2 separate regions of the Homo sapiens genome follow, and region 1 is linked to region 2. The links are chromatin contacts, found by Hi-C or POLR2A ChIA-PET in ENCODE. All regions are on one chromosome and are shown on one strand. The core of a region is the stretch at or near the end of the contact, and the rest is flanking DNA. Distances in the headings are between cores, read along the strand shown.

The links. Hi-C counts contacts between places; a loop is a spot of excess contacts on that map. ChIA-PET counts read pairs that join two places held with the same protein, here RNA polymerase II (POLR2A). Pooled maps may share reads with other maps.
Region 1: a pooled map shows a loop between it and region 2 (2.5-fold over the local background). The contact joins two enhancer-like sites. A Hi-C loop is called at or near these places in 10 of 37 single-sample maps with no recorded cell type and 5 of 50 pooled maps. POLR2A ChIA-PET finds 5 or more read pairs at or near these places in 1 of 52 experiments (AG04450).

The regions. Positions count from the first base shown.
Region 1 is chr6:56,898,725-56,904,761 of GRCh38, forward strand. It overlaps DST (dystonin), which reads right to left. Exons shown (of 104, transcript NM_001374736.1): 3 at 1,697-1,897. Among named protein-coding and RNA genes, the nearest start is that of DST, 53 kb to the right of the region's middle. Within about 2 kb of position 4,032, at least 3 of the 41 ENCODE cell types and tissues checked have a DNase peak (open chromatin) inside an H3K27ac peak, as active enhancers do.
Region 2 is chr6:56,761,932-56,767,947 of GRCh38, forward strand. The region is part of intron 4 of DST (dystonin); the gene reads right to left. Among named protein-coding and RNA genes, the nearest start is that of DST-AS1, 79 kb to the right of the region's middle. RefSeq lists an enhancer at 5,105-5,224. Within about 2 kb of position 2,285, at least 3 of the 41 ENCODE cell types and tissues checked have a DNase peak (open chromatin) inside an H3K27ac peak, as active enhancers do.

The sequences.
Region 1 (6,037 bases), core at 2,782-5,281, 140 kb after region 2:
CTCATGCAGAAGATACCTACTTCTACTTTGTACTTGGTAAATTCCTCCTTATCTCTCAGGACTCATCTCAGGTGTCTGCTTATCTGTAAATATTTCTGGAGATCCAAGATGATTCCATAATGCCTTGTGTATAACTCTAGAACAGTACTTTCAAAGCACAGAACATGCATTATAATTGCTTGTTTTCATGTCTGTTGATTGACTCGACTGTGATTTCCTAGTGACCAGGTACTACAGGAAAGTAACAGATGGTAGAGGTACATGCTTGGGTTCTGGAGGCAGGCCACCTAGATCCAAATCCTAAACTCTACCCCAAACAACTAGATAACCTGAGGCAAGTTATGTATCCTCTCTGGGGCTCAGTTTCATTATCCATAAAATGGGAATCATAACATCTACCTCATAGAATTGTTAAATAAGTGACATAAAATAATGCCTGTTACACATTTAGCCCTCAGTAACTGTTAGTTAACACATATCTGTATGTCCCTTATTTTCTACATAAAATGCATGTTTGTTGAATGAGTAAATTTTCCTACCATTTCATATTTCTCTGCATAGATACCAAATTCTACTTAGCCTTTGTTTTATTGAATCATGAAAAATAAACCCTCATTTCTAAATATGTACTTTTTTTTCAATTGGTTATGATAAACAGATCCTTTTCTGTAAAGGAATTTAACTTCTTTCCATTGTTGTTGGCCTGGTTACTGAGTCAGACATTCTCTTGGCCTTCGCACAGTCTCCACATGTGCCTGCCACACAGTTACCCCCACAGAAGGGCAGTTCTGTTTCAATAATTTACAAAGACATTTTCAAGCCAAATCTTGATGGCTCCCCTATGTTGGCACAAGAAACAACAACAGGCTCCCCACAGCATAGAGATGAGCCATACAGACACTTTTTTCTAATGCCAAAGCAAATAAAATTATTGCAGTCATAAAATTACTTTACAAGTTTTAAAATGGCATTTTCTAAGCCCCAGCCTTGGTAAAAAGCCCATGAGCCAGAACCAAGGAAAGAAAAATCAGAGCACACAGAACAACGTGCTCAGGATGTGAGAAGGGGATGAAGACCAGCTCCTAGTTGAGCCCTGAGTTTCTGAAGAAAGGTGGCATTGTGGCCAACAGGGCACCAGGTTAGAAAAAGACAATGGTGCTGCCTTATAACAATATAAAGGCCACACCTGAGAAGGCCAGGACACTTAGAGTTACCCTAGGCTGGGTGTGGAGGGACGCACAGGCCTCACTGGCTCAAGAGCCTCCAGGAGGAGTTCAGCCACTGCTACTGCCCAAGACTCCAGCCCCACCTTCCTTCACTGCTTCTCCTATCCTGACACTGGTTTTGTTGTCATCCTCTTCATCAGTTCTCTCATTACCACACCTAGATTTGTTGACTCTATGTCCCCATCCTCATTCTAGAACTCCAGCTTCAGCAGGGCTGGGAGTTCACCAGCTTTCATATCAGCTGCCTGACAGTGACTAACTCTTGCTTTTTTGTCAACTATCTATCCATCCTAGAACATTCTATGAAACCCTATTCCTTGCTGAAACTCATATGAGTACGCTGCCACTTGTTGGGAATAACAACAACCTAATTATTCAAAGTTAATCTGATAATGTTTTTAAACTAAAAGAACAACCACATGATTTGACAGTGAATTTAATATTTTTATAAAAGACAGTTCTCTACTTACAGGCCTCCTGATTGAAGCACCTTGAACAGAGTGATAAAATTCTGGCTGGACTCGGCTGCTCTTCTTGATTCTTCGTTTCCTCACTGAAGTTTCTTGCTCACTCTGATGGTGAACTTCCACCACGGGCTTCACTTCTTCCAGACGGGCAGCTGCGGCCGCTGCAACTCGTCTTCTAAGATGCCGAGGGCTTGCTCTGAATCCCTGTGGCAGAAAACACAACCAAGCAAATCCAGATTTGTATTGAGTTAGTCTGGAAGTTCTCCATGGCTAGTTATACAAAGAGCTCCAAAAGTCACTATATTCAGTGAGATCACGTGCACTCCCAAAGTGAGCATGGAGGAGGCTTAACGTGCAAGTTAAGTTTTCCCCACAAGTGTTCTTTAAAGCACCCCAGTATTTCAGGGCCCAGAGTTATTCTACATTAAGAAGTGTTCTTAATTGAGTAAAGCCAGTCCAAAAAAAAAAAAAAAAGGAGGGAAAAAAAGCAGGTGGGCACACTGCTTGACTGAAGCATCAGGGAGACTGTGAAGAAGGGCGTTTCCATTTTGGCCTGAAGTAGAGTGTAGGGAGCGGGACAGGATATCATTCCAGGGTAAAGTGCCACTTTACATTCCTGAGAGAGACTCTTTCTGAGGAAGGAAAGAGCAGGAATGCCAATCATCACTGCAAAACACCACAAAGTGAGGGTTCCAAACTCAAATGGAAGCAACGAGGTGGCACAAAGGGTATGGGTTTGGGCGTCAGATGGGCCCGGGTCCAAATGCTGACTTCTTAATTACAGCTACACAATGTATTAAATATTTCTGAGTCCAACTGTTCTAACCTACAAAATGTATAACATTCCACTCACAGGGCTTTTAAGTTTTAAATAACATAAATATAAGTAAAATTCCAGCTGGGCACAATGGCTCACGCCTGTAATCCCAGCACTTTGGGAGGCCAAGGCGGGTGGATCACCTGAGGTCAGGAGTTGGAGACCAGCCTGGCCAACATGGCGAAACCCTGTCTCTACTAAAAATCAAAAATTAGCTGGTCATGCTGGTGGACGCCAGTAATCCCAGCTACTTGGGAGGCTGAGGCAGGAGAACTGCTTGAACCTGGGAGGCAGAGGTTGCAGTGAGCCAAGATCATGCCACTGCACTCCAGCCCAGGTGACAGAGTGAGACTCCATCTAAAAAATAAAATAAAATAAGATAAAAAATATATATATGTGTGTGTGTGTATCTGTGTGTGTGTGTTTCTGTGTGTGTATATATATATACATGTAAAATTCTAAGCATGGTATCTGACACATAGGAAGTGCTTAATAAAATTGTCATTTTCCTCTTCTTTAGAGCAAGATGAGTATAAGGACAACTCAGACAACGGAAACATGTCAGCTAAGTCATATTATGCAACTGAGAACATGCAATTTTGGAAAATATCAATAATTACATAAAATAGTCTTGGTCCTCATGGCTTACAATTTACTGGAGAGCAGAAGGAGAAATCTAACATAGAGTTCATAAACACATGGGAATGTGTAATGAAGGGTTAAAGTGGTTAAAGTAGTAGACTCTCAGCGCTAGCAGATCTCAGAGAAGGAAATCAATGAATGAAGCTGAGTATAGTTACATTTGGCTTAGTTGAGTGGGTGGCATTTGAAGAATGAATTGAATTTATATTGAAGACAAAGGAAACAACATAAGAAATGAATGAATAATACATAGATGATAGACAGATGGGTGGAGTATTTACAACAATAAGAAACGTTATTTGATAATGTGCTGGTATGAGGGTACAAGCTAAATATGGTGGGAAACTAGTGAGAGATAAACACTAAATGATCCAAGAAGGGCTTCTTTCAGTTTGTGTGTCTTCTGAATTTTTGAAGATGTATAAAAGGCTTAAAGTCTGCAGTAAATGCATAAAAAATGAGGAGTAAGAATTTCAGAGAGATGAACAGTATGAGAAAAGGCATAATAATGATTCTGTGGGATTCTGAAAGATAAATGTGTACAGTGGGATTCTCACTGAGGGAGCCGGAAGATGGGCTACTGTCCAATTATGGAGAGCCTGTACACCAGGCTGAAGGATATGAAGAAAGAGATAATTTTTAAAAAAGGAGGGGGTTAACCCCAGAGTCAAAAGTAGCAATGAGGTCAACAGAAATCGGTAAGGAGAAAATGCAAATGGATTTGGCAAAACCGAGGTCATTGTTTGGGCTCTCCTAATCCATCCGCAAATACTTTAGTCTTGTTCCCATCCCGCCCCTGCGTGCAAGCTCAGCTGGTCCTCTTCAACCGAAAATAGTCCCAGAACATCCCCACCACTCCCACGTAACTCAGGAGGTACTACAGCAGCTGCTGGAGAAGAGGATTAAGGAGAAGAGGGAACTGGGCCAAATGCTGAACCAAATTCTAGGGCAGTTTAGACCACACACATCAAAACCAACAACCATACAGGCTGCTTTTTATGCAGCTTCCTGGACATTCCCCATCCACCCACCCGCCCCCTCCACCCTCTACACACACACATTCATTCTCTCTCTCTCTCTCTCTGTCTTTCCTTCTCAATCTCATTTTTTAACAAGCTTCTCTGATAATTTTTCTACACTTTGAAGACTAAGAATCTCTAGGAACCAGAGTTTAGTTTGACCACTAGATGGCATTATCTCCCATAGCCCTGCATTCTAATTCAGAAATTTGGTGTTCTGGTAGAATGAACAAAATATTTGATGATATAGTAGCTTCTGTAATAGTGGAGTAAGTTCAGTACATTTCTTTGGTAAGAATGTAGATTCTCTTATGAGTAATAAGCAACCAGATTTTGCTTAACTGGTATTATTACCAATAGTCCTCAGTGGACTACAAATTCTAGAAACACTTAGGGAGAAAAACTGCATAAAACTTCGCTAAAGTAACCAAATGACAGAGATTAAAACATGCTGTCACAGCCATTCTGCAAAACAATAACTCAGTGAATTCACATCCCTGTATCTACCCTAGAGAAATTCTACCAAGAGTGCCCAGTAAGATATTCAATGCAGAATTATTTATGATATAAAAAAATTTTTTTGAGACAGAATCTTGCTCTGTCACCCAGGCTGGAGTGCAGTGGTGTGATCTCAGCTCACTGCAACCTCTGCCTGCTGGGTTCAAGCGATTCTCCTGCCTCAGCCTCCTGAGTAGCTGGGATTACAGGTGTGCACCACCATGCCCGGCTAATTTTTGTATTTTTAGTACAGATGGGGTTTCACCATGTTGGCCAGGCTGGTCTCAAACTCCTGACCTCATGATCTGCCCAGCTCAGCTTCCCAAAGTGCTGGGATTACAGGTGTAAGCCATCGCATGCGGCCAAAAATTCTAAACCACTTAAATCAGTCTTTCCTAAACTTCAGGCATCTTCATTCCACCTTAACATTTTTTCTCCAGATCTGAGCACTGCCTCAGTTATTTCTTTTATACCCAAATTTACTTGTACTATTTTAAAATAACTATTTATAAGCACTGTGGTATACTACACAGACTCTGCAGCCACTATCTGGGTTCTAATACTGCCTTTGTCACTTCCTAGTTGTATGATCTTGAATAGTTACTTAATTATTTCCTCACCTATAAAATAAGGATTAAAATAGTAATTCATAGGGTTGCTGAAAAGAATAAAGTAATGGAGGTAAAGTACTTCAAAGAGTACCTAGCACGTAGTAGTACAGAAACATTCACTATAATTACTATGGATATTACTTGTGTGAATAAAATATAGTCTTGAACACAATAGTGTATTATTCATACTATCTAAAAAAGAAATCAGGTGGAAATAGGAAAATGAGTCACATTGCTGGTGTGCCTTGAAGACAGACACATGTGAGGTACCGATCATTAGGAGAGAGTTCTTTGTTACTCTCCAGTGAGTCAAACTACCTGGGTTCAAATATAATACCAGCTCTATTACTTACTAGGTGTGTGGTCTTGGCTAAATTACTTCTCTGTGCCTTGCTTCTTCTTTAATTTGTCAAATGCATATAACAATACGTCTCTCTTGTAGAGTAATGGGGTGTTTAAATGAGATAATCCACATTACGTACTCAGAACAGTACACAGCATAGAAAAAATACTTAATACATTATTATCATTATTATTACTGCTTCACTTCCTGGATCTGGCAGCAGCAATTTACACATCAGCAGCTCACAGCTATGATTACAAACACTATAAACAACGATGACCGTTCACCTTTATTTCCCTAAATAACTGTAAGGAATTACAGCTCCTTGATTTATGACACTTTCTTCTCCTAAGTAATATTAAAAAAAAGCCATGTCTTTTAACAGAGGAAATTTTAGCTTGAAACAGTAGGTGG
Region 2 (6,016 bases), core at 1,035-3,534:
TGAGTATCCAAAACCCCAAAAGCAATTTCTATTAGTTAACCAATCTTCTGCCTCATCATGGCACAGATGTCAACTTTAAACAAGACTCCAGAAATGTTTTTTTTTTGAGACAGAGTTTTGCTCTTGTTGTCTAGACTGGAGTGCAATGGTGAAATCTCAACTTAATGCAACCTCCACCTCCCGGGCTCAAGCAATTCTCCTGTTTCAGCCTCCTGAGTAGCTGGGATTACAGGTATGCGCCACCACGCCCGGCTAATTTTTTGTATTTTTAGTAGAAACAGGGTTTCTCCATGTTGGTCAGGCTGGTCTCGAACTCCGGACCTCAGGTGATCCACCCGCCTTGGCCTCCCAAAGTGCTGGCGTGCCCGACAAGACTCTAGAAATTTTAAAACAGTTTCACATAACTTGAAAGTGAGAAGGGGCTTTAGAAATCATCTCAGAATGGCCTACTTGCCTTCGCCCAGGCCCAACAAAAATTTACAAAGCAGAAGTGGGCTTCAAAAGCAGCTCCTCCAGAGTCCAGCCCCAGTGTTGCTATCTGGAAATTGGGAATGGCTGCCCGCACTCACAATTCGTACTGCATCCCTTGATATTATCTGTGCACTTCTGCCTCCCTTTCTTAACTATATACTTCTTTAAAGACAAGAATGCTATCATAACTCTTTTGTAGTCCCCTTCTTTCACTATCACAGTTTCACTTAAGAGTCACCCAATAACTGTTTGCTTAACAGAACAATGTAAAATACCTGCGCAACTACTTTCCCTTCATCTCTTTACCTCTACACATATTTTTGGATTTTGAAATGTGAGATATTTTTGCTTGATTAGTTTATTGCTCTCATTCAATAAGAACTTATTTTAACAATCACTTTGTACTATACCATAGGTAAAACAAATTTACGAGAACACCACCTTTTTTTTTTTTTTTTTTTTTTTGAGACAGAGTTTCACTCTTGTTGCCCAGGCTGGAGTGCAACGGCGTGATCTCAGCTCACTGCAACATGTGCCTCCCCGGTTCAAGCGATTCTCCTACCTCAGCTTCCCGAGTAGCTGGGATTAAAGCCATGTGCCACCACACCCAGCTAATTTTGTATTTTTACTAGAGATGGGGTTTCGACATGTTGGCCAGGCTGGTCTCGAACTCCTGACCTCAGGTGATCTGCCCATCTCGGCCTCCCAAAGTGCTGGGATTACAGGCGTGAGCCACAGCACCCAGCCGAGAACATTACCTTTATAGAAAGCATTTTCTCCTTGTTTACCTCAGGGATTTGCCATACATGACCATGTGTTCTAGTTTTCTCCTTACATATTTCAGGCAGGTCCACATAAGCATTAATTCATGCCTTCTCTTCCTGATCACTTACCTAATAAGTCAAAGCGCTGCTTCTTTATGCCTGGATCAAGTCCAACATGTCCTAGCTTTTCACTATGATTAATTAATTTAAAAATATAGGGATGGGCCAGGCATGGTGGCTCACGCCTGTAATGCCAGTCCTTTGGGATGCTGAGGCAGAAGGATCACCTGAGGTCAGGAGTTCGAAACCAGCCTGGCCAACATGGTGAAACCACGTCTCTACTAAACGTACAAAAATTAGCCAGGCATGGTGGCACGCACCTGTAGTCCCAGCTACTCAGGAGGCTGAGGAACAAGAATCACTTGAACCTGGGAGGTGGAGGTTGCAGTGAGCTGAGATCACACCACTGCGCTCCAGCCGACAGAACGAGACTCCTCTTAAAAAAAAAAAATACCTATACACACACACACACACACACACACACACACACACACACACATATAGGGATGGGTGGGGGTGGGGGGGAGAAAACCAAAGGATGTGCCTAGCAAATTACCATTTGTCTTGAGGAATGCTGGTCCAATCCCACAAGGAACTCTAGTCCTACATCACTTCCAGTTTTCACTTTGAAAATGTACTTAGACTAAGTACACAATGACCTAAGGTTTGAAAATATTTCTGTTCTCCAGTTTGGAGAGCTCCCTCTAATGAAACTACATACTATAAATATACAGATTAATATGCAATAGTCTAACCTATCAGTAGTGATAGTCCAATAATTAAGTATAGTATTAAGTCTGCAGTCAAAATTCATCTACCTGTTCCTGAGCACCCTTCCTCACAGTCAAAACCTTTTCCCAAAGTGCACATGCACACACACACACACACACACACACACACACACAGCCTCAGATGCCTCTGGAAGAGACATCAACCCTGGTCTGACCACTTCTGCCTAGACAAGGGCCTCTGTGAACCTCTCTTCCCAGTTTTTCTATGCTCCCCAGTGGCTGAACTGAAAAATGCAAGTCACCAACAAGCAAAGCAACAAGCACAATCTCCAAAACGTTTTCTCTTCAAACCACTGTAAGGGCAAATACCATATACTATTCTGCTTGGCTTGTAGCCTTTTCTTTCACTTTCTTTGGTCACTTTCAATATTCTGCAATTTCTGGAGCCCCACGACATGCTGCTTGATTTTCTACACTCCCTTTGCACTAGTAGCCTGGGATCCCCTGGCTGCAGGTGCGGTATGTTTACTCATCTAGCTCCCTAACTTTACTCATCTAGCTTTGCCTAATGGCAAAACTTGAGAGCAATGACCTTGTTTCATGTCTGTTTGTAGTAAACACACTGCCTAGCTGACAGAAGACATTCAAATATTTATGGGAAGAAAGAAGAAAATTTAAAAAAGAAGGAGTGGGAAGAACACTAAAAAGAAGGATGTTAGGCTGGGCACGGTGGCTCATGCCTGTAATCCCAGCATTTTGGGAGGCCGAGGTGGGTGGATCACCTGAGGTCAGGAGGTCAAGACCAGGCTGGCCAACATGGTGAAACACCATCTCTACAAAAATACAAAAATTAGCCGTGCATGATGGCAGATGCCTGTAATCCCAGCTACTCGGGAGGCTGAGGCAGGAGAATTGCTTGAACACGGGAGGCAGAGGTTGCAGTGAGCCAAGATCATGCCATTGCACTGCAGCCTGGGTGACAGAGTGAGACTCCATCAAGGAAGGAAGGAAGAAAGGGAGGGAGGGAGGGAGGGAGGGAGGAAGGGAGGGAGGGTAAGAAGCAATAGGCACTAACTTCAGGCTCAGGAAATCTGTGTATGATTGCCTGCTACTTGCTAGCCGTAAGAGTAGGAATAACTTATTCAGTGGTTCCAGTTTCTTATCTGTAAGACTACTGGACAATAGTCTATAATCTCTGAGACCCCATAACCTGTAGATTCTAACATCCTATTGTTTTATACAAAGTCCACCATGTTTGTGAAAGTCACCATGACAAACACCCATTTTCAATGATATTTTCAAAAGCAAAGCCTTGACCTTCTTTACTAGTTTCTGCAGATATCATTTGCCCCCAATTTTATGTTTTGAGATATTTTGAATTTCATAACAAATACTGAAATGCAGTAACAGAACTTGCAAGTGTTATCAAATTACTATTCTAGAATCATAAGAAGTCACTCAAGGAAGAAGTCAGGTAGAAACTAGAACTGCCAATGAAGAGAATGAATTCCAATCAACCATAGTAGAAATAATGCACGAAACATATGCATGCCAGGATATCATAAAGGAGAAGACTGTAAAATAAACGTACAGTGCAGAGGTGAGATATGCAAGAGATTTCTGGTCTGTCTTGAGGCAGAGGTGATGAGAGGCAGCAAAAAGCAATCTGTGCTTAGAGAACAGAGATGTTAAGATGAATGGTGAAGTATGAGTTATGAGATATAACAGAGATCTTGAGGTACTGCCAGACAGACTCAAGTTAAAGCAATTACTAGCATCTGGAAGAAGTCTCCAAAGATTTTACTCAGACTTCAGTTATTGGTCCCTGACAACTATCAGGAATGGAGCTATGACAGCCTTTTATTCAACTTTCCTAAGCAGGAAAACAAAGGCATCTCTACCACCCAAAAACTCAAAAATTTTAAACATTCTAAAAACACCTAAGTAACATTTCCTCTAAGGACTTAGCAAATTTGGTTTTGGGTTCATTGTGTTTACTTGAACTATATGTGGGCAAAGAGAATCTGAGCAAAAGGATTTGTCCTACTTAGCTAGTCACACGCACAAGTTAGTATTCTTACACTACAGCCTCATGGGACCAAAACCCAATCCATCCACTCTAACTGTGAAAGTTGAGCCTTATCTCTCAAAGATTGATTAATTGAAGCATGGATTCACATTTTGTAGAAAGCTTACATGCCTGAGACTTCAAGTCAAAGTCAATTTGCTTAATACAATTTCTATGATACAGTATAAAAAGCATGTTCTTATAAAACAAGAACACATGAGAACACATGAGTATAATGTCTCCCATGTCCATGACATTTCCACATCATGAATGTGACCACTGTTCACTGACAATGCATTCTTTCAACAAGTAGTTTCTGAGCACCTACTGCATGCCAAGTACTAACCAGGCTAGATGCCGAGATACAAAGATGGGTAAAAGAAATCTGGCTTTGACATGCTGGCTATCATGTTGTTTGGGAAGATAGCACTGCTGTCTTTCTAAAGCTTGCAGTTTCTCATCAGACATATAAGGCCTTTCTCTGCAATTGCTGCGGTATCTTTTTTTTTTTTTTTTCCTTTTTGAGACTCAGTCTCGCTCTGCCACCCACGCTGGTATGCAGTGGCGTGATTTCGACTCACTGCAACCTCCGCCTCCCAGGTTCAAGCAATTCTCCCGCTTCAGCTTCCCAAGTAGCTGGGATTACAGGCACGCGCCACCATGCCCAGCTAATTTTTGCACTTTTAGTAGAGTCGGGGTTTCACCGTGTTGGTCAGGCTGGTCTCGAACTCCTGACCTCAGGTGATCCACCCGCCTCAATCTCCCAAAGTGCTGGGATTACAGGCATGAGCCACCGCACACAGCCTTGCAGTACCTTTAATAGTTCTGATTATATGGGAAACCCCAATTCTCTTAACCTAGAAACACAAGTGGACAACCCATGCTTTAAAAATCTAATGAGTCAGTGCTTTTTTTCTGTTTTGACTTGGCTCATGCCCTTAAGCTACTCTTAAATAACACAGTAAGGAAACCTATTTATACCACCACAAGCAGCTGCAGCTTGTCAAAAAAAATCAATGAATTTTCTAAAAACATTTCTTTGGCTTGGTTTCAGTTTTCAGTTCATCTTAGAAGGTCATCAGCTAAAGATCAGGTAAGATCTAATGAATCAGCATTCTTGCACACAGCTAATGCTCTATCAGTCTCAACTTACACATTCATACATTTTTTAAAACTAATATTTATTGAAAACCTACTATGCTTTATGAGTTGAAGATACACTGGTAAACAAAACAAAGAGCCCTGACAATGTGGAATTAAATTCTAACAAAAAGAGAAACAGCAATCAATAATAATAAAAATAACAAGTGGCAGGGAGTGATGGCTTACATCTGTAATCCCAACACTTTGGGAGGCCAAAGTGGGCAGATCACTTGAGGTCAGGCATTCAAGACCAGCCTGACCAACATGGCGAAATCCCATCTCTACTAAAAATACAAAAATTAGCGTGGCATGGTGTTGCACATCTGTAATCCTAGCTACTCGGGAAGCTGAGATACGAGAATTGCTTGAACCCAAGAGGCGGAAGTTGCAGTGAGCTGGTATCGCACGACTGTACTTGCCTGGGTGACAGAGCAAGACCCTGTCTCAAATAAATAAATAAATAAATAAATAAATAAATAAATAAATAAAACAAATAAGTATTAGAGGATGTTCATAGTGATGGCTGTGAAATAAAACAGAGCAGGTTAAGAGAAATTGAGGGTGTGGAGGTTGAGGGACAAGTGAGAGGCAAGATGGAATTTTAAATAAAATGATCAGAGAGTCCCCATTGAGAAGGGGGGCATCTGAATAAGACTTAAAAGAGATGAAGGAGTTAGCCATACAGATATCTGGAAGAAAGACATTCAGATAAAGCCAACAGCCACTGCTACAGACCTAAGACAGGATATGCCTGGTGTACTCAAACAAGAGCAAGGAGG